Regions from separate parts of the Homo sapiens genome. Here region 2 is linked to region 1. A link is an interaction called in ENCODE POLR2A ChIA-PET data of the cell type or tissue named here. Cell type or tissue: A673. All regions are shown on one strand. Each heading gives the region's core, and the rest is flanking DNA. Links, peaks and the distances in the headings are about the cores only.

Region 1 (5,394 bases), core at 1,395-5,394:
TGATGAGGCACGGACGTGGGGGGTTAGGTGGGGCACGTAATTGGAGCTCGCGGGGCAGGATGGGGCATCTAACTGGAGCGACAGAGAGCACGATGGGGCACTTACAGGGGCCGGAGGCTGGGTACGTAACGAGAGCGAGCGGGAAATGATGGGGCACCTAACGAGCACGCAGAGCATGATGGGGCACGGGTGCGAGGTGGGGCGCACAGTGGGAGCGCGTGGGGCATGATGAGACACATGGCGAGGCCATCAGGGCACAGGGGAAGCACTTTTGGAACACGTGAGTGACAGGGCTGCCGCCCTTGAAGGAGCCCTCGGAGTGGCTGCGTGGTGGGGCACGTGGGGCAGGTTCAGGAAAAAGGATGCAGCATGTGATTGCAGGGCAACCTGGTGAGGACACGAGAGCCACCTGCCACCAGCAGGGTTCAGGGCTCCCAGCTGTGGGTTACTTCCACCTTCTTTCACTTTCTCTCTTCCATTGTGTTCTAGAGAATTTAGGCCCAGACAAGACACTGATTGATTGATTGATTGATTGATTGACAGAGGCTCGTTCTGAGCCCAGGCTGGAGTTCAGTGATGGATCTCAGCTCACTGCAGCCGCCACTCCCTGGGCTCAAGAGATCCTCTTGCCTCAGCCTCCCGAGTAGCTGGGATTACAGAACTGCACCACCAGGCCCAGCTAATTTATTTTTTAGTTTTTAATTTGCTGGAAAGATGGTTTGTAGCTTTGTTGCTAGGCTGGTCTTGAACTCCTGGCTTCAAGTGATCCTCCAGTCTTGGCCTCCCAAAGTGCTGGGATTATAGGCGTAAGCTACAGCCAACTTTCAATACTGCCCCATTGGGGGTTAAGTTTCCAACACATGAAATTAGGAGGATACATTCAAACCACAGCAGTATATTATGACCATAATATTCATTAACTGTATAACAGGACAGGCGCGGTGGCTCACACCTGTAATCCCAGCACTTTGGGAGGCCAAAGCCGGTGGATCGCTCCAGGTCAGGAGTTTGAGACCAGCCTGCCCCACATGATGAAACCCCATCTCTACTAAAATTACAAAGAATTAGCCGGGCATGGTGGCAGGCGCCTGTAACCCCAGCTACTTGGGAGGCTGAGGCAGGAGAATCACTTGAACCCGGGAGGCGGAGGTTGCAATGAGCCAGATTGCGCCACTGCACTCCAGCCTGGGTAACAAGAGCAAAACTCTGTCTCAGAAAACAAACAAAACCTGTATAACAGAGTGTCATTGAATTTCTAAACGTTGAAAGACTTCACATTAAAAAAAAAACTCACAATTCAATATTATTGAGTGAAAGTAACCAGACACAAAAGAGTACATTCTATATGATGCTGTTTATGTGAAATTCAAAAACAGTCCACATGACAACATGGTAATAAGGACAGTGGCTGTCCTTGTTAGGAGTTATGACTGGGAGGAGGCAGGAGGGAGCTTTCTGGAATCACTCTACATCTTGTTCTTGAGAGTGGGTGTATATACATCAAGTGTTTATCAAGCTGTGTGGTTAAGATTTGCACACTTGTATATGTTATACCTTGATTTAAAAAATCTAAGTAAATAAGGATACCTTTGAATATCTTAAAAAAAAAAAAAAAAGAGGCCAGGCTTGGTGGCTCACACCTATAATCCCAGCACTTTGGGAGGCTGAGGTAGGAGGATTGCTTGAGGCCGGGAGTTCAAAACCAGCCCAGGCAACAAAGCGAGACCCCTGTCTCTACTAAAATAAATAAAACAATAAAATGAAAAAAAATAGAGAGATTGAATCATCATCTGCCAGTTTGTATTAGAAAAAAAGAGAGAGAGAGGGAAGGCTGGGTGCAGTAAGGCTCACGCCTGTAATCCCAGCACTTTGGGAGGCCAAGGTGGGAGGATTGCTTGAGCCCAGAAGTTGAAGACCAGCCTGGGCAACAAAGCAAGACCCGGTATCTAAAAAAATTTTTTAAATATTAGCTTGGCATGGTGGCATGCACCTGTAGTCCCAGCTACTCAGGCAGCTGAGGTAGGAGGATGGCTTGAGCCTAGGAGTTGGAGGCTACAGTGAGCTATGACCACGCCACTGCACTCCAGCCTGGGCAACAGAGCAACAAGCTGTCTTTCCCCACCCCCCAGCCCCCCCGCCCAAAAAAAGGAGAGTAAGAGCAAGAGTTTGAGATTCAGAAAGAACTGTTTCCCAGCACCTATCTGCTCCTGTTGGGGTCATGAGGTGTGGACGGTGTACCCAGTCCCTCTGTTTCTGCCCCTCCTCCACAGTGGCCAAGGCCAGCACCTGAATGTTATCAGAGCAGGCCCAACAAAGGCTGCCTCCCCAGTCCCGTGATGTAACCCAGTTTCCACCTGATTCTGGTGACCTTGGGGACACAGGGGTGTTGCTGGGAAAGGGGAGGAGAGAAGGGGCAGAGACCAGGCAGTGGTGCAGGCGTCCAGCTGCATTTCCCACTTCTGACTCTGTGCCTGCTGTTCCCTGCTGGGAAGAAGGAAAGCCAGTGATGCTGGCTTGAGGCTGTAGTGGGAGGCCCAGCGGATTGTGAGAAGCCAGGTATTCCAATGTCGGGCTCCCCCGGGGGCTGCTGGTGCTGCTTCTGTCTCATTGACAAGCTTTCATAGGGGAGCAGGTGGGAGATCAGGGTAGAGGCCTTGTAGGTTCCAGGCTCTCTAGAATTACCTGGGAGTGTCACCTATAAGTGTAGAGTTCTGGGTCTCACTGGAGACCCCCTGAAGAAGATCCTTTGAAGGTGGGCCTCTAGAATCTCTATTACACCTATGCTTTCAACAGTTTCCCGAAAGTTTGGGAACTGATCTAGAAGGTGGGGAGCTTGCCTAGGTTTTGCTGTTCAGTTCTAGGTCCGGATGCATGCTGGGGCTGGACCTTGCATTATTAGTGTCACTGCAAATGACCCTGCAGATGGCCCCTTTCATGCTTGTCTCCAAATTTGAGTAAAAAATGTAGACACACACACACACACACACACACACACACACACACACATATCTTCAAGGGACCAGTTTTTTTCACTGCAGTCTTTTGTTTTACAGCTGCGGAAACTGGGGCCCAAGGTCATGTGGGTTAGGACTGGGATCCAGGACTCAAAGTGTTTCCTCTAAAATTCTGGTGCTCCTTAGGGTTGAGGGTGGTGGATGAGTGCTGGACAGGGGGAGGGGAGGGGACAGGACTGAGGTCGGATGCCTGTGTTTCAGCCCGGGCAGTGAGTGTGGATGGCTTGGCAGGTGAGCCTGCCAGAGCTGGAGGACCGGCTTCAGTGTCCCATCTGCCTGGAGGTCTTCAAGGAGCCCCTGATGCTGCAGTGTGGCCACTCTTACTGCAAGGGCTGCCTGGTTTCCCTGTCCTGCCACCTGGATGCCGAGCTGCGCTGCCCCGTGTGCCGGCAGGCGGTGGACGGCAGCAGCTCCCTGCCCAACGTCTCCCTGGCCAGGGTGATCGAAGCCCTGAGGCTCCCTGGGGACCCGGAGCCCAAGGTCTGCGTGCACCACCGGAACCCGCTCAGCCTTTTCTGCGAGAAGGACCAGGAGCTCATCTGTGGCCTCTGCGGTCTGCTGGGCTCCCACCAACACCACCCGGTCACGCCCGTCTCCACCGTCTACAGCCGCATGAAGGTGGGGAGTGAGGGTGCAGGGGCGGCTGGAGAGGCCCGCGGGGACCAGATCCTGTGCTCTCTGGTGCCATCACCTGGCACCAAAAGGATCCAGCTATCCTCGATTTCCCTGCAGCTGTGCCCTGGCGCATTCATTCCTTAGCGTTTGAGCTGCAGCTCAACCCAGGTGCCGGGGATTGAAGCCACACGAACAGGATGGGAGCTCCCTGGTGTCACGTGCTCACCCCTTCCTGTTTTTTTATTTGCAGTTCTGGTTTGTTCCTTTTTCTTTTCTTCCTTCTCCTTCCCTCTTCCCTCTTCCCTCTTCCTCTCCCTCTCCCTCTCTCCTTTCTTTTTTTTCTTTCTTTTTGGAGACAGCGTCTCACTCTGTTGCCCAGGCTGGAGTGCAGTGGTGTGATCATGGCTCACTGCAGCCTCCAACTCCTAGGCTGAAGCAATCCTCCCACCTCAGCCTCCCGAGCAGCTGGGGCTACAGGTGCACACCACCATGCCCAGCTCATTTTTCATATTTTGTAGAAATGGGGTCTTGTTATGTTGCCCAGGCTGGTGTTGAACTCCTTGGCCTCCAATGATCCTCCTGCCTGGGCCTCCCAAAGTGCTGGAATTATAGGCATGCACCACTGCCCTAGGCCCCTTGTTTGTGTCTGGACACTCCCCTGTTTGCACTCTATGGTGCATGAGGGTGGGGACTTCATTTTGTCCCCTGGTGTATTTCAGTGCCTGGAGCCATGCCTGGCACATTGTAAATGTCCAAAATGCTGAATCAGTGAATTCCTGCCTTTATAGGCCATCACCAAACCTAGCAGATCATTCTTTAAGACGAGTAATAATAATACCTGGCTGGCTGTTATATATATAAAACACCTGTTATAAAACACGTGACTGGGTGGCTTATGCCTATAATAACAGCACTTTGGGAGGCCGAGGTGGGTGGATCACTTGAGTCCAGGAGTTTGAGACCAGCCTGGGCAACATAGTGAGACCCTGCCTCTACAAAAGTTTCAAAATTAGCCTTGTTGGCCAGGCACAGTGGCCACTCCTGTAATCCCAGCATAAGGCTGGAGGGAACATCGGTGGGGGTGAGATAGGGCCAGCGAGGTAAGCTGCGGCTGGGGCATGGAGAGGCCAGTGTGACCCGGGAAGGGATTTGGAGTTTATTCACAGGATGAGGGAGCAAGGCGGAGGCTGGAGGGTTTTAAGCCAGTGATGAAATGCTCAGATCTCTCTGGCAGAGGGGAGCTTTGAGGGTGAGGCAAAAGGACAGTGAGAGATGAAGGTGCCAGGACCTAAGTCGATGGGAACTGGGACAAAGGCCTGGGGCAGACCAAAGACAAATTTCAAACAGAAAAAAACCCTGACAACTGTGTGTGGCAAGGAGGGTGAGGGACGGGAAGGTTGACTCCAGCTCTGTGATTCCCCCTTGCACAGAGGAAATGATCGCAGGGGAGGATCCGGCGTGGGCAGGTGGAGCCGGAGGTGCCTGGATATGTGCAGTCGGGTCGAGGGGTGTGCAGACCAGGACAGCGGTGGGGCTCAGGGCGAGAGGTGTGGAGGGTCCTTCCTCCTGGTGGTCACTGAAGTCCCCTTTGGTGGAGAAGACCAACCCAGGAGAGTCTACATAGTGATAAGGGAAGACACTGATGATGACCCCAAGGGGTACCAGGCTTAAAATCTGGATTGAGAGAGAGCCCTGAAAAAAGGGATAGAAAGAATCCTCAGAGCGGGAACACCAGCTGAGTGTGGCCTCCCGGAAATCAGAGAGA
Region 2 (15,640 bases), core at 6,594-10,593, 280 kb before region 1:
ATGGAGGAGGGGGACGGGTTTGGAAGCCAAGCCAAGGAGTGTGGACTTTGTCCCAGAGGTAGTAGGGAGCCATGGAGGGTTCCAGACCTGAACTGCACTTTAGAAAGAATTGTCCTGGCTGCAACTGGAAGATGAGCTCCGAGTGTGACACTGGAGTCAGGGAGGTCCCTGTGAGAAATGACACCAGGCCAAGGGGTGACACAGTGAGAGAGGATGGAGGGGAGGGGACAGCGGGAGAAATGTCACAGATCCTATGAGATTGAGATTTTTTTCTCAATTAGACCCGGAATATAACAGTCAGACCTGGAATGCTGGGAGTCAGTGGGGTTTTTGTGGCAAGTTTTGGGACATCCTAGGGAGGGTCCCCAGGCAGCTGGATATGAGGCTAGAGCAGGAAAGGGCCAGAGTGAGAGAGGCTGCAGGGTGGGCATTGCAAAGGAGTCAGTGAAAAGTGGTCAGGGGCTGGGAGCGGTGGCTCACGCCTGCAATCCCAGCACTTTGGGAGGCTGAGGCAGTCAGATCGCTTGAGCCCAGGAGTTTGACAACAGCCTGGGCAACATGGTGAAACCATGTTGAATTTTTTTTAAAAATTCACAGATTAGCTGGGTGCAGTGGTATACACCTGTAGTCCCAGCTACTCTGGAGGCTAAGGTAGGAGGATCACTTGCACCCAGGAGGCGGAGATCGAAGTACCCAAGATCCCTGCCACTGCACTCCAGCCTGGGCAACAGATTGAGACCTTGTCTCAAACACACACACACACACTCCATCCTGGGCAACAGATTGAGTCCTTGTCTCAAACACACACACACCAGCCTGGGCAACAGATTCAGTCCTTGTTTCAAGCATACACACACACACACACACACACACACACACACAAAGCGGCCAGGGCCCGGTGAGGTGGCTGACACCTGTAATCCCAGTGCTTTGGGAGCCTGAGTTGGGGGATCATTTGAGGTCAGGAGTTTGAGACCAGCCTGACCAATATGGTGAAACCACGTCTCTATTGAAAATACAAAAAATTAGCTGGGCGTGGTAACGCGTGCCTGTAATTCCAGCTACTTGGGAGGCTGAGGCAGGAGAATCGCTTGAACCCGGGAGGTGGAGGTTGCAGTGAGCTGGGATCGTGGCACTGCACTCTAGGCTGGGCAACAAGAGTGAAACGCCATCTCAAAAAAAAAAAAAAAAAAAAAAAAAGTGGCCAGGGAAGCTAGGAGATAAAGAAAAGCCTCGTGAGCCCAGGAATTTGAGGCCAGTCCTCAAAGCAACATAGTGGGGCCCTGTCTCTACCAAAAAATTAAAAATAACAGTAATAAAAAGGAAGAGGCCAGGCACAGTGGCTCACGCCTGTAATCCCAACACCTTGGGAGGCCAAGACAAGAGGATTCCTTGACCTCAGGAGTTCGAGACCAGCCTGGGCAACACAGGGAGACCCTGTCTCTACAAAAAATTTAAAAATTAGCCAGACATGGTGGCGTACACCAGAGGCTGAGGCGGGAGGATCGCTTGAGCCCAGGAGGTCAAGGCTTCAGTGAGCTATGATTGCGCCACTGCACTCTGGCCTGGGCAACAGAGCAAGAACCTGTTTCAAAACAACAACAAAAACAAAAAAGAGCCTGGAGTGTGTGTTGGGGCCAAGGGCAAGAGCCTGGGGAGAGGTCAGAATTAGAGACTGGGAGGGGAGGTGGAGGCCTGGAAGAGGACACATGTTGGTGGTCAGAAGTGAACCAAGGGTGGTTCTCTGCAATGAAAGTGGGTAGTGCCTAGCCTTCTGAGGCAGAGGACCCAAGGCTCTAGGCCCCTGGCCTGCCAGTCTAACCAGGACTTTCTTTTTTTCTTTTTTTTTTTTCTTTGAGATGGATTCTTGCTCTGTCACCAGGCTGGAATGCAGTGGCGTGATCTCACTGCAACCTCCACCTCCCAGGTTCAAGCGATTCTCCTGCCTCAGCCTCCCAAGGAGCTGGGACTATAGGCATGTGCCGCCATGCTCGGCTAATTTTTGTATTTTTAGTGGAGACGGGGTTTCACCATGTTGGCAGGCTGGTCTTGATCTCCTGGCCTCGTTATTCACCCACCTAGGCCTCCCAAAGTGCTGGGATTACAGGTGTGAGCCACCGCACCCAGCCCTAACCAGGACTTTCTGGAGGCAGCTCACTCTCTGTGGCCTATGGCCCCACAATCCATTCAGCAGTCTTTGCAAGTGTACCTATGGGGCTCCAGAGGAACCCAGAGAAGGTGTGGGAGGTTGGATTCACAGTGCCCTGTAGAGGAAGATCAGGCTGGGTGAGGTGGCTCAAGCCTGTAATCCCAGCACTTTGGAAGCCCGAGGCAGGTGGATCACCTGAGGTCAGCAGTTCGAGACCAGCCTGGCCAACATGGTGAAACCCCGTCTCTACTAAAAACACAAAAATTAGCTGGGCCTGGTCGTGGGCGCCTGTAATCCCAGCTACTCAGGAGGCTGAGGCAGGAGAATCGCTTGAACCCAGGAGGTGGAGGTTGCAGTGAGCCAAGATCACGCCATTGCACTCCAGCCTGGGCAACAAGAGTGAAACCCTATCTCCAAAAAAAAAAAAAAAAAAAGGAAGATCTAGGAGGCTAGAGCATCATCCGAGAAGACTTCCTGGAGGAGGCAGCATGGGCACTTAATCTGAACGTCAAAGGCCAAGCAGGATTTCGCAGGGTGTCACTTGAGTCCCAGTCCCCTGGGGTGAGGTGGGGGATGAGGAAGCTGGGTGCCCCTGACCTGGCCCCCTTCTCTCAGATGTGAAGCGGAGGAAGAGCCCCGTGTGTGGCTTCGTGACCCCCCTGCAGGGGCCTGAGGCTGATGCGCACCGGAAGCCGGAGGTAGCTGGGTTCTGGACCGCCTGCCCACCTGCCCACCTGCCCACCCACCAAGACCAGCCCCTGCCTCCTGTAGCCTTGCGCTGAGCAGACAGGGATGGGGTGAAGGGTGGGAGATGGGTGTGCGGTGCTCCCCTCTCTACTGATCCCCCTCCCCCGGCCCCTACCCCAGGCCGTGGTCCTGGAGGGGAACTACTGGAAGCGGCGCATCGAGGTGGTGATGCGGGAATACCACAAGTGGCGCATCTACTACAAGAAGCGGGTCAGTGGGGGAGGGCCAGGGAGGCCCCAGAGCTTTCCTCCTGCGGCTGCCGGCTACCGCCCGCCTCGGAAGATCCCTGGAAAGGGGATCCTGACCCCCGAGCTTGCGCCCCTCGGGCCCTCCATTCAGTCCCGGGCCGACAGCGCCACCGTGTGGCCACAGCGTCTCCTAGCGGCCTCCTTACCTAGGGGTCGGGTGAGCTCCTGATGGGAAATGGGGGATCTCATCGCTTGTGAGTAGAGGAGACTTTGGGGGGAAAGTGATGGAGGATGGGGCAAGGGATCCGGTGTCCAACTCTGTGTGTCCCTGCAGCTCCGTAAGCCCAGCAGGGAAGATGACCTCCTGGCCCCTAAGCAGGTGGGTGCTCTGTAAGTCCAGCAGGCAAGGGCATCCCTTTGCCCCCCAAGTAGATGGGAGGCAGAGTTGACAGTTTCCGCCTCAGTGGGCAAGACAGTGGCTGGGCATGAGGGTGGAATGTGGGATGTTACTGCCATCCTGTGGTTCATTTGTTGAGCTCTTCTCTTCTTGGGGGGTGAGGGTGAGGTGGTGAGAAGACCCCAGGTCATTGAGCAAGTGGTGGGAGGCATGGGAGAACAGAGGGACCAGGCCGGGCGTGGTGGCTCACGCCTGTCATCCCAGCACTTTGGGAGGCCGAGGCGGGTGGGTCATCTGAGGTCAGGAGTTCGAGACCAGCCTGGCCAACATGGTGAAACCCCGTCTCTACTAAAAATACAAAAATTAGCCGGGCATAGTGGCGCATGCCTGCAATCCCAGCTACTCAGGAGGCTGAGACAGGAGAATCGCTTGAACCTGGGAGGTGGAGGTTGCAGTGAGCTGAGATTGCGCCACTGCACTCCAGCCTGGGCAACAGAGTGAGACTCCGTCTCCAAAAAAAAAAAAAAGAAAAAGAAAAAGAAAACAAACAAAAAAAAAAACCAGAGGGACCAAAGAACTGGGGTCCCAGACAGGAAAAAATCTAAAGAGCAGGAAGGGGACCCCTGTATCTGCATCCTGGTCTATCTCCTGGGGGAAGTTCTTAGAGGCCAATGGAGTGATCTTGGCCTTTCAAGCAGCAAGCTAGGTCCACTAGGGAAAGGTGACAGAGGTGTGAACAGACAGACCCTCTGTCCTGCTGACCACTTGACCCTGGAGAGGGGTGATATGGAAGATCGGGGCAGTGGGAGCTCTCTAGCGGCTGCTGACGGCTCTGTCTCCCTAGGCGGAAGGCAGGTGGCCGCCGCCGGAGCAATGGTGCAAACAGCTCTTCTCCAGTGTGGTCCCCGTGCTGCTGGGGGACCCAGAGGAGGAGCCGGGTGGGCGGCAGCTCCTGGACCTCAATTGCTTTTTGTCCGACATCTCAGACACTCTCTTCACCATGACTCAGTCCGGCCCTTCGCCCCTGCAGCTGCCGCCTGAGGATGGTGAGGGTCTGAGAAAGGGCAGGGGAGAGGGGTGAAGGCCTGTGAGATTCCAGGAGGCCAAGGGAGGGATGGCTGGGGATGGGGGTGGGGACCCTGCTCCTCCCTGCCTGCTGCTGCTGATGTCGCCACTGCTGCCTCCAGCCTACGTCGGCAATGCTGACATGATCCAGCCGGACCTGACGCCACTGCAGCCAAGCCTGGATGACTTCATGGACATCTCAGGTGGGGCGAGCCCCTCCCCAGGTCGGGTGGACGGGCAGGGTCTGTGTGAGGAAGGCCGATGAGCCCATCCCAGGCCCCTCTGGGAGGGCTGATAGTCTGGGTCGTTTCTTTTTTTCTGTCTTTTTATTTATTTATTTATTTTGAGATGGCATCTCACTCTGTCACCAAGGTTGCAGTGCAGTGGTGCCAACCTCTGCCCTCCAGACTCAAGTGATCCTCCCGCCTCAGCCTCCTGAGTAGCTGGGACTACAGGTGTGCACCACCAAACCCGGCTAATTTTTTTTGTATTTTTGGTAGAGATGGGTTTCACCATGTTGCCCAGACTGGTCCCAAACTCCTGAGCTCAAGCCATCCTCTTGCCTTGGCCTCCCAAAGTGCTGGGATTACAGGCATGAGCCACCATGCCTGGCAGGTCTGGGTGGTTTCTGAGGGTTCTTCCTGGTCTCCTTTTGTCCAGCTGGTGTGGCCTCCAATGGGGGCAGGGCCCAAGAGAGTACCTGGCCAGGGAACCAGGGGCTCCCAAGAAAGCAGTGAAGGCTGGGACTCTCTCAGGGGAGAGAAGAACTTTGAATTATTTGGGTCTATTTATTTTTCACACAATGCATTTTAAAACTATTTGCTAGGCTGGGCATGGTGGCTCACACCTGTAATCCCAGCACTTTTGGGAGGCCGAGTCAGGCAGATCACCTGACGTCAGGAGTTCGAGACCAACCTGACCAATATGGTGAAACCCCATCTCTACTAGAAGTACCAAAATTAGCTGGGCGTGGTGGCAGGCACCTGTGATCCCAGCTACTCAGGAGGCTGAGGTGGGAGAATTGCTTGAACCTGAGAGGCAGAGGTTGCAGTGAGCCGAGATCGCGCCACTGCACTCCAGCCTGGGTGACAGAGCAAGACTCTGTCTCAAAAAAATTAAAATAAAAAATAAAACTATTTACTAGAGAACATTTCAAACATGCACACACTAGTAGAGAAAGAGTAGCTCAGCAAAAACCTCCCAAGTCACCATCACTGATGTCACCGACTTATCAACTCTTGGCCAGTCTTTTATCCGAGAACATTCCTTCTCTTCTGTTATGTTTCTATTTTATTTTATTTTAATTTAATTTATTTTTGAGACAGGGTCTCATTCTGTTGCCCAGGCTGGAGTACAGTGGCACAATCACAGCTCACTGCAGCCTCAACCTCCCAGGCTCAAGTGATCCTCCCACCTCAGCCTCCCGAGTAGCTGGGACCACAGGCACGCACCATTATGCCTGGCTAATTTTTTTTATGTTTTGAAGAGACAGGGCCTCCCTGTATTGCCCAGGCTGGTCTAGAACTCCTGGGCTCAAGAGATCCTCCCACCTCAGCCTCCCAAAGTGCTGGGATTACAGGTGTGTGCCACCGTGCCCAGTGCGTTATTTTAAAGAAAATCCCAGGCATGCATCATATCTTGTAAAGCTTTTTTTTTTTTTTTTTTTTTTTTTTTTGAGACGGAGTCTCACTCTGTCACCCAGGTTGGAATGCAGTGAGTCCATCTCAGCTCACTGCAGCTTCCGCCTCCCAGGTTCAAGCGATTCTTGTGCCTCAGCCTCCTGAGTAGCTGGGATTACAGGCATGTGCCACCACACCCAGCTACTTTTTGTATTTTTAGTAGAGACGGGGTTTTGCCATGTTGGCCAGGCTGGTTTTGAACTCCTGACCTCAAGCGATCCTCCCACCTCGGACTCCCAAAGTGCTGGGATTACGGGTGTGAGCTACCGCGTCTGGCCTAAAGCAATTTTTGTAAGTCATGAGTGTCCCTGCCTCCCTCTCCTGACCACAGGGCCACCAAGTTACTGATTCCTCAGTGTCCTCCCAGAGATGCTCCTGTCAGTAGAAGCACATGTGGACAAATGTCTCTGTTTTCACAATTGACTTTCCAAGTGGCCTTCCTCACTTCGCTGTAGGTCTTGCAGGTTATTCCCGATAGCCACACATTTAGGGACCCCCGGAGCTATGTGCGGGCCAGGTAGATATCCAGGCTCAGCCCGTCTCATCGAAGCCCCTGGGGACAGAAAGAGGGTCCCTGGGATAAAGCTTAGTCTTAGTGACCTCCTAATTCCTTCCCCACGGGGTCCTGGGCCTGTCAATCAAGAGGTGGAGGCCTATGGGGCGGGAACTAGGGAATGAGGAACCACCCCCACCCCTGTTCCAGTCCCGGGAGGGGGTGGGGGCTGCCCAGGGGCAGAAGTGTGCATGGCAGTGCCCTGGGAGCAGGCCAGCCTGGGAGGGCAGCGGCCCTGTCTGGGCACACAGCGCCCGGCCACAGGTAGGAGCCCAGCCACCCCCACCTGGGGTCTGGGCAAGACCAGCAGGGACTGGGGCTAGGAGGCGATGTCTGGCAAGCCCGGGTGGCTGCTGGCGCATGGGGGAAAAAGTGTGGGCCACACAGAGGAGGTGGCTCGTGTGGCCCTCTCTTATCAAACATTCCGTGTACCCAGAGGGCAGAGCGCACTGGTACCACCAAGACGGCAGCTCTCGTTGCCCCCAAGAGCCTCCCACTGGGGAGGTCTGGCTGGAAACCCAGGGAGGGGACCAGAACTCTATGGAGGCAGGAGGCTTAGTGAGGGGTGCTCAGGGAGGCAGCCAGAGGCAGAGGAGCTCAGGGAGGGGATGACAGGTCAGGTCCGTGGAGGGGACAGAGGCTAGGGAGGGACTTGGGCCCTGGTGAGCAGCTCGGGCTGGGAAGCAACTTCTCTCAAGGCAGGGTGGGGACAGGCCTGGGCAACGATGGTAAGCGGGTGGCTGGTGACTCAGGGATGAGAGGGCCTTGCGGCCCCATGACCCCTGCCCGGGACCCAGGGAGTGGGCAGCAGCTGTGAGCAGGGAGGAGCCCTAGGCCCTCAGCGGCCTGGGGCCAGGCACAGCATGAGGCTGATTCTAGAGCCAGGGCCTCGGGGACCTAGTGACAGGAACTGTGGACCCTGGGAGATGGGGGAGCAGCAGTGACCACTCGCCATCTCCCACCTGGTCCCCCTTTTTTTGAGATGGAATCTTGCTCTGTTGCCCAGGCTGGAGTGCAGTGGCATCATCTTGGCTCACTGCAACCCCCACCTCCCGGGTTCAAGCAATTCTCCTGTCTCAGCCTCCAGAATAGCTGGGACTACAGGCGCCCGCCACCACGCCTGACTAATTTTTGTATTTTTTTTTTTTTTAGTAGAAACGGGGTTTCCCCTCATTGGCCAGGCTGGTCTCGAACTCCTGACCTCAGGTGATCCGTCCACCTCAGCCTCTCAAAGTGCTGGGATTACAGGCGTGAGCCACCGCGCCTGGCCTGGTCCCCCTTTTAAAGAAAGGCAGCAGGGGGGCCTGTAATCCCAGCTACTCAGGAGGCTGAGGCAAGGAGAATTGTTTGAACCTGGGAGGCTGCAGTGAGCCGAGATCGTGCCACTGTACCCCAGCCTGGGCTACAGAGCGAGACTCCATCTCAAAAAAAAAAAAAGAAAGAAAGAGAGAAAGAGAGAGAGAGAGATGAAAGAAAGAGAGAGAGGGAAAGAAAGGAAGGAAGGAAGGAAGGAAGGAAGGAAGGAAGGCAGGCAGGCAGGCAGGCAGGCAGGCAGGCAGGAAGGCAGGCAGGCAGGCAGGCAGGCAGGTGGACAGCAAGAAGACACCGTTTTGCCATGAGGTTAGACACGCGGACAGGCACAGAGCAGACGCACGTGCACCATGCTATCATGGCAGGACAGGTTCACATGGCCTCAGACGGAGCGACAGACACCCAGAGGGTAGGCAGAGGCTGCGTGCAGACCCCATGCTGAGACTCCAGGGTTCAGCGACTGCAACACACAGGCTCTGCACCCTCCTGCAAAGCAAAGCCACTGACGACACACAGGGCCGGGCGCGGTGACTCACTCCTGTCATCCCAGCACTTTAGGAGGCCAAAGCAGGAGGATCGCTTGAGCTCAGGAGTTTGAGACCAGCCCGGGCAACATGGCAAAACCCCATTTTTGCTAAAAAATACAAAAATTAGCTGAGTGTGGTGGTGCATGCCTGTAATCCCAGCTACTCGGGAAGCCGAGGCATGAGAATCGTTTGAACCCAGGAGGTGGAGGTTGCAGTGAGCCGAGATGGTGCCACCGCATTCCAACCTGGGTGACAGCAAGGCACGGTGGCTAACTTCCTCCCCTCGCCCTGCACCCCTTTCCCACCCTGGCATTCTCTCTGGGCACCTCCTTTCTGTACCAGCAGATCAGGGAAAGGGAGCCACCAGGGGATGGGAAGGGGGACTTCCTGAGCTAAGCCTGGTGCTGTGCAGGGGAGGGGACTGCTTCCTGGGGTTCCTGTTCACACCCACAGTCCCCTGCTGTCTCCCACGCAAGCTCATTATAATCCCAGCACTTTAGGAGGCTGAGGCAGGAGGATGGCTTGAGGCCAGAAGTTTGAGACCAGCCTGGGCAACATAGCACGATTCTATCTCTGGGGGATGGGGTTGGGGGTGAAGACACAAACACACACACACACACACACACACACACACACACACACACTTGACCCTGCAGTGGGTTCTGGGTTTGGGGTGACCTTATCTAACTGACTCCTGGTCTCCTTGGAGGTGGCTCCTGGGAGGCAGACTTGAGCAGCTCTCCTGGCAGGGGGGTGGGAGGGAAAAAACTGGGAGCTGGGGCCCACCCAGGTCTGTGGGGAGTTGTCACGGTGGGGTCGGAACTGCCCAGACTAAGAGGCCTCAGGAGCTGGCACGGATCACAGGCTGGTCAGGGTCAGAGAAAGGTGCCCGGAAGGGAGCGGGTGGGCGGGCGGCGCCCAGGCCCGGGATGTGGTCAGGCCGTGGCCAGCTGCTTCCCAAAACCAGAATAGCCCAGGACTTACACAACCCGCACCCCAAACAATCCGCTACTGCCTCCCCCAGCTCTCGCAGGCTTCCCAGACCCCTTGCCCCACCCCACTCAGAGCCCACCCTTAGGCCCCTCTCGCCCCCACCCCACTCAGAGCCCACCCTTAGGGCCCCTCTCGCCCCCACCCCTTTCGGAGCCCAGCCTTAGGCCCCTCTCGCCCCCACCCCACTCGGAGCCCACCCTTAGGCCCCCTCTCATCCCCACCCTACTTGGAGCCCACCCTTAGCCCCTCTTGCCCCCACCCCACTTGGAGCCCAGTCTTAGGTCCCCCTTCACCCCCCCCCCACTTGGAGCCCACCCGTATCCCCCTCTTGCCCACACCCCACTCAGAACCCACCCTTAGGCCCCTCTCGCCCCCACCCCACTCAGAGCCCACCCTTAGCCCCTCTTGCCCACACCCCACTTGGAGCCCAGCCTTAGGCACCCCCCTCACCCCCATCCCACTCAGAGCCCACCCATATCTCCCTCTTGCCCACACACCACTCAGAGCCCACCCTTAGGCCCCTCTCGCCCCCACCCCACTCGGAGCCCAGCCTTAGGCCCCTCTCGCCCCATTACACTCTTCACCCCACTCCTAGGCTCCACCTGTTGACCTTCCAACAAACCAAGCTTGTCCCGGACCCAGTGACCTCACGTTCCCCCTCATCTCCAACTCACCCTCTTGAACTTCTGCCACCCTGGGGCCCCTCCCATGCCAGGCCTCCTCCCCTAGCACCGTACCCCTTTTCCACCCTGGCACTCGCTCTGGGCACCCCCTTTCTGCACCTCCAGCAGATCAGGGAAGGGGAGCCACCAGGGGGTGGGGAGGGGGACTTCCTGAGCTAAGCCTGGGGCTGGGGAGGGGAGGGGGCTCCTTCCTGGGGTCCCTGTTCACATCCACAGTCCCCTGCTCTCTCCCACGCAAGCTCATTCCACCCAAGACGGTTGCTGCTTCCCCTAATCGAGACAGAAACCCTCCCAGTTTCACAATCTTCTGTGGAAGGGACCCCCACCCTCTGCCCGCCAGTCCCCATGTCCCCACCCGCCAAGGCTGGGGACAGGCCACTCTCCTCTCAGCTGTTTCCCAGCCATAGCCCTGGCCCTAACTGCTGTTGCCCTGTGTGTCTGAATTACAGATTTCTTTACCAACTCCCGCCTCCCACAGCCGCCCATGCCTTCAAACTTCCCAGAGCCCCCCAGCTTCAGCCCCGTGGTTGACTCCCTCTTCAGCAGTGGGACCCTGGGCCCAGAGGTGCCCCCGGCTTCCTCGGCCATGACCCACCTCTCTGGACACAGCCGTCTGCAGGTGAGCTCACCCCACCCCGTCCAGCCCTGTGTAGCTCACTTGAGAGCTGTTCCTGCCCTGTTCATGTCCAGGAGGTATCAGACACTCCCTGAGTGCCCAGTCTTCTGCTTGGAGATTGGAGGGAAAGAAAGACCCCATCTCTGCCCTCTGGGAGGGACCCCGTGAAGCAGAACTGGACAAAACGGTTGTGGGAGAAAGCTAAGGGCATGGAGACCATGGAATGGGCTCCACCAAGGGCCAGTTGCTTGTGGAAGGCTTCCTGGAGAAGGGGAGTTTCTGGGCCTTAGAGAATAGGTCAGCTTTGGACAGAAGGGACTGGCTGACCTCAAGCCAGATGGGAGAACAGCAGGAACAAAAGCTTCGAGGCAGAAAGCTGAGCGTGGATGTTTAGGAAACAGTGAATCTACCATTTTGGTTCATCAATTCCCCATATGCAATTCTTTTTTTTTTTTTTCTTTGAGACAGAGTCTCACTCTGTCGCCTAGGCTCGAGTGCAGTGGCATGATCTCGGCTCACTGTAACCTCCGCCTCCCGTGTTCAAGCGATTTCCGGCTTATTTTTGTATTTTTAGTAGAGACAGGGTTTCACCATGTTGCCCAGGCTGGTCTCAAACTCCTGACCTCAGTAGTCCGCCCGCCTCGGCCTCCCAAGGTGGTGGGATTACAGGTGTGAGCCACCACACCTGGCCCCCAGGTGCAGTTCAGAAGTTGCTTCCTGCTGCTTGGTTATAGGCCTTTTCCCTCCATCATCAGACTTTTCAGGTGCTAATTCTAATCGGTTGCTGAGGGGTGTCTCTCCTCCATCAGACAGTGAGCTCCTTACTGAAAGGGTTATGTTTTGCTCACCACTGCATTCTCTATACCTAATACAGCTCAGGCACATAACAGCACTCAGTGAATGGTTGTCCAATGAGTGAGTCAGTGACTGAATGAATGAGCAAGTGTGCAGATGAATGGGCGTGCTGGTGAATGGATAGATGCATCTTAGACTGCGGTGGAGGCACACGTGGGTTGGTGGATATATGGGTAGGTGAGTGGTTGGGTGGATGGGTGGGCTGGTGGATGGATACATAGATGAATAGTTTAATGGATTAGTGAATGGGTTCATTGGTGGTTAAGTGGCTGGAAATGTATAGATGGTGGATGGATGGAAGGATTATGGATGGGTTGGTGGATGAATGATGGAAGTATAGATGGTTGGATGGATTAGTTAATATGTTAATATCTGGTAGGCTGGTGGAGAGAGTGGTAGATGAGCTGGTTCATAGATTGATAAATAGGTAGGTGAATGGATGGAAGACGGATGGATGGAGAGATTGGTGGATGAAGTAGTAGATGGACAATTGATGAATGGATGGGTGGGTTGGTTAGTGGATGGATTGGTGAAGTTAGTGGATGGATGATGAAGGAATGGTAGGTTGGTTGGTGGATGGATCAGTGGACAAGTTAGTGGATGGATGGATGATGAATGGATGGGTGAGTTGGTTGGTGGATGGATTGGTGGACAAGTTAGTGGATGGATGGATGAATAAGTTATTTGGGAGACAAATGGACGGGCAGGAAGATTGATGCTCCGCTGTTCCTGCTTTTTGCATAAATGTACTCGACTCCCTCCTCTCATTGTAATTTCCCTGCTGCATGTATATGTTCGCACACCTGTGTGTGTTGGAAGGCAGGGCTCATTTCTCCTATCTCTCCCCAGGGCCCCAGTCTAGAGTTTGGCCAGGGCAAGGCAGGGCAGGGGAGGCCCAGATGGCTGCCAGGGGCAGCTCTCTCCCCTGCTCTCTGAGTGTCTGTCTGTCCCCCCAACCAGGCTCGGAACAGCTGCCCTGGCCCCTTGGACTCCAGCGCCTTCCTGAGTTCTGATTTCCTCCTTCCTGAAGACCCCAAGCCCCGGCTCCCACCCCCTCCTGTACCCCCACCTCTGCTGCATTACCCTCCCCCTGCCAAGGTGCCAGGCCTGGAGCCCTGCCCCCCACCTCCCTTCCCTCCCATGGCACCACCCACTGCTTTGCTGCAGGAAGAGCCTCTCTTCTCTCCCAGGTTTCCCTTCCCCACCGTCCCTCCTGCCCCAGGAGTGTCTCCGCTGCCTGCTCCTGCAGCCTTCCCACCCACCCCACAGTCTGTCCCCAGCCCAGCCCCCACCCCCTTCCCCATAGAGCTTCTACCCTTGGGGTATTCGGAGCCTGCCTTTGGGCCTTGCTTCTCCATGCCCAGAGGCAAGCCCCCCGCCCCATCCCCTAGGGGACAGAAAGCCAGCCCCCCTACCTTAGCCCCTGCCACTGCCAGTCCCCCCACCACTGCGGGGAGCAACAACCCCTGCCTCACACAGCTGCTCACAGCAGGTGAGGGCCAGCAACGGGGAGAGGAAAGCCTGGGGAGGGAGGCCAGGGGGTGGGGAGGACAGGGGGTTTTGGGAGCAGAAGATGAAGGTGAAGGGGCAGGTCCAGTTCAAGGGACAGAGTGGCAAGGAATGAGGGATGTGGGGCCTGTACCTAAAAGGGGTGTGGACTCTTGGGAGGGGCAGGATGGGGTCTTGATAGATGCCGGGGGTGGGCCAGCCCCAGTAGCCTCACGGTTCTGCCCGTGCACAGCTAAGCCGGAGCAAGCCCTGGAGCCACCACTTGTATCCAGCACCCTCCTCCGGTCCCCAGGGTCCCCGGTAAGATCTCGGGCACTGGGCGGTGGGGCTGTGCCCACGGCCTTCAACCCGACTCTCCGCCCTTCTCCACCCCAGCAGGAGACAGTCCCTGAATTCCCCTGCACATTCCTTCCCCCGACCCCGGCCCCTACACCGCCCCGGCCACCTCCAGGCCCGGCCACATTGGCCCCTTCCAGGCCCCTGCTTGTCCCCAAAGCGGAGCGGCTCTCACCCCCAGCGCCCAGCGGTAAAGAGAGGGGTTGCAGGGATTGGGGGAATCTAGGGGATGAGGGGAAGAGGAGGAAGAAGAAGGGGACTGGGTCTGGGGCCAGATGAGAGGAAGGGGGCAATGGGGACCCTTTCCCCTGGGTCGGTCTTTCTGTGGGTCTGTCTGTCCCTACCACAGGCAGTGAACGGCGGCTGTCAGGGGACCTCAGCTCCATGCCAGGCCCTGGGACTCTGAGCGTCCGTGTCTCTCCCCCGCAACCCATCCTCAGCCGGGGCCGTCCAGACAGCAACAAGGTGGGCACCATCCCCCACCCCAAGATCGGTTTGCTACCCCCAGGCCCTCCTGGGCTCCTTCCTAGGCTCACCCAACTCTCTGCTCCCCGAGACCGAGAACCGGCGTATCACACACATCTCCGCGGAGCAGAAGCGGCGCTTCAACATCAAGCTGGGGTTTGACACCCTTCATGGGCTCGTGAGCACACTCAGTGCCCAGCCCAGCCTCAAGGTGAGCCCCGGGCCCAGGCTGGCACCCCCAAAACCACAGGGCCCCTTTCTGGACCCCCCCCACCCAAAACTCAATTGCAGGGGAGTGCTCCAGACACTCTTGCCTCCTCCCATCCCAGTGCCTCAGTGGGTCCCAGGGTACAGCCTCTAGCACCTGCCTGAGCCCCCCTGGTGGCGTCTGCAGGTGAGCAAAGCTACCACGCTGCAGAAGACAGCTGAGTACATCCTTATGCTACAGCAGGAGCGTGCGGGCTTGCAGGAGGAGGCCCAGCAGCTGCGGGATGAGATTGAGGAGCTCAATGCCGCCATTAAGTAGGCAGGGTCCAGGCGGGTGCTGGGACCAGGGGGCCATGCCGCCTTACCCCCAGCCCCTGACCCCTGCCCTGCCCCCAGCCTGTGCCAGCAGCAGCTGCCCGCCACAGGGGTACCCATCACACACCAGCGTTTTGACCAGATGCGAGACATGTTTGATGACTACGTCCGAACCCGTACGCTGCACAACTGGAAGTTCTGGGTGGTATCCTCCCTCAAGCCCATGGCTGGGGGGCTGCAGGGGCTGTGGCAGGGTGAGACCAGGCTGGGCCTGGGATGGAGGCCTAGCTCTCCAGGCCGGGCAGGCTCAGAGCTGCTCCCAGGTGACAGGCTCTGGCTCTGCCCCCTGCTTCCATGCCCTGGCCATCTTGGCCAGCAAAATTGCCCAGGGATGGGGGGCTGGGAGCAGAGAGGGAAACTGAGGGAGGAGTCCTTGGGTAAGGGGAGCCTTGGCCCTGACCTCAGGAAGCCCCGAGGGCAGTTTGGGAGAATCTGAACTCTGGAGTGAGGACTACAGAAGACTTGGAATCCACTCCCTGATCTGGCTCAGGGGTCAAGTTCTTGACTGAGCCCAGGCAGGGAGCTCAGGGATGGGGGATGGTTCAGCACACAGTAAGGGCCGTGGAGGGGCAAGGAGGAGGGGACTGAGAGGCAGAGAGCTGGGAAGGTCTTGGCAGGACAGAAGTAGGGACTGCAAGCCAGGTGCGGTGGCTCACGCCTGTCATCCCAGCACTTTGGGAGGCCGAGGCAGGTGGATCACTTGAGGCCAGGAGTTCAAGACCAGACTGGCCAACATGGCAAAACCCCATCTCTACTAAAAATACAAAAATTAGCCAAGCGTGGTGGCATGTGCCTGTAATCCCAACTACTCGGGAGGCTGAGGCAGGAGAACAGCTTGAACCTGGGAGGTGGAGGTTGCAGTGAGCCAAGATTGTGCCACTGCATTCCAGCCTGGGCAGCAGAGTGAGACTCTGTCAAAAAAAAAAAAAAAAAAAGTCCGAGCACAGTGGCTCACGCCTGTAATTCCAGCACTTTAGGAGGCTGA

What was found. Peaks named below come from ENCODE experiments on the same cell type or tissue, not always from the same donor. Only the 100,000 strongest peaks of a DNase experiment are listed, where the experiment ranks them.
Region 2: POLR2A ChIA-PET joins it to region 1 with 6 read pairs; 2 of 35 experiments call an interaction of 5 or more read pairs at or near these places.

The regions. Positions count from the first base shown.
Region 1 is chr7:73,322,627-73,328,020 of GRCh38, reverse strand. TRIM50 (tripartite motif containing 50) reads left to right here. Exons shown (of 7, transcript NM_178125.3): 1 at 1-121; 2 at 3,216-3,632. The coding sequence starts at 3,234. Among named protein-coding and RNA genes, the nearest start is that of TRIM50, 2.8 kb to the left of the region's middle. In A673, for the core only: a CTCF peak has its summit at 3,717 (motif pointing left); a DNase peak (open chromatin) is centred at 3,740.
Region 2 is chr7:73,594,797-73,610,436 of GRCh38, reverse strand. It overlaps MLXIPL (MLX interacting protein like), which reads left to right. Exons shown (of 17, transcript NM_032951.3): 3 at 2,765-2,847; 4 at 3,017-3,106; 5 at 3,419-3,463; 6 at 4,326-4,527; 7 at 4,669-4,749; 8 at 10,742-10,911; 9 at 12,724-13,255; 10 at 13,505-13,572; 11 at 13,648-13,798; 12 at 13,958-14,073; 13 at 14,165-14,284; 14 at 14,468-14,595; 15 at 14,677-14,800. Among named protein-coding and RNA genes, the nearest start is that of MLXIPL, 22 kb to the left of the region's middle. RefSeq lists enhancers at 2,315-2,898, 7,284-7,578, 7,071-7,607 and silencers at 7,284-7,578, 8,304-8,598. In A673, for the core only: no CTCF peak of the experiment used is centred there; DNase peaks (open chromatin) are centred at 8,126, 8,506 and 9,016.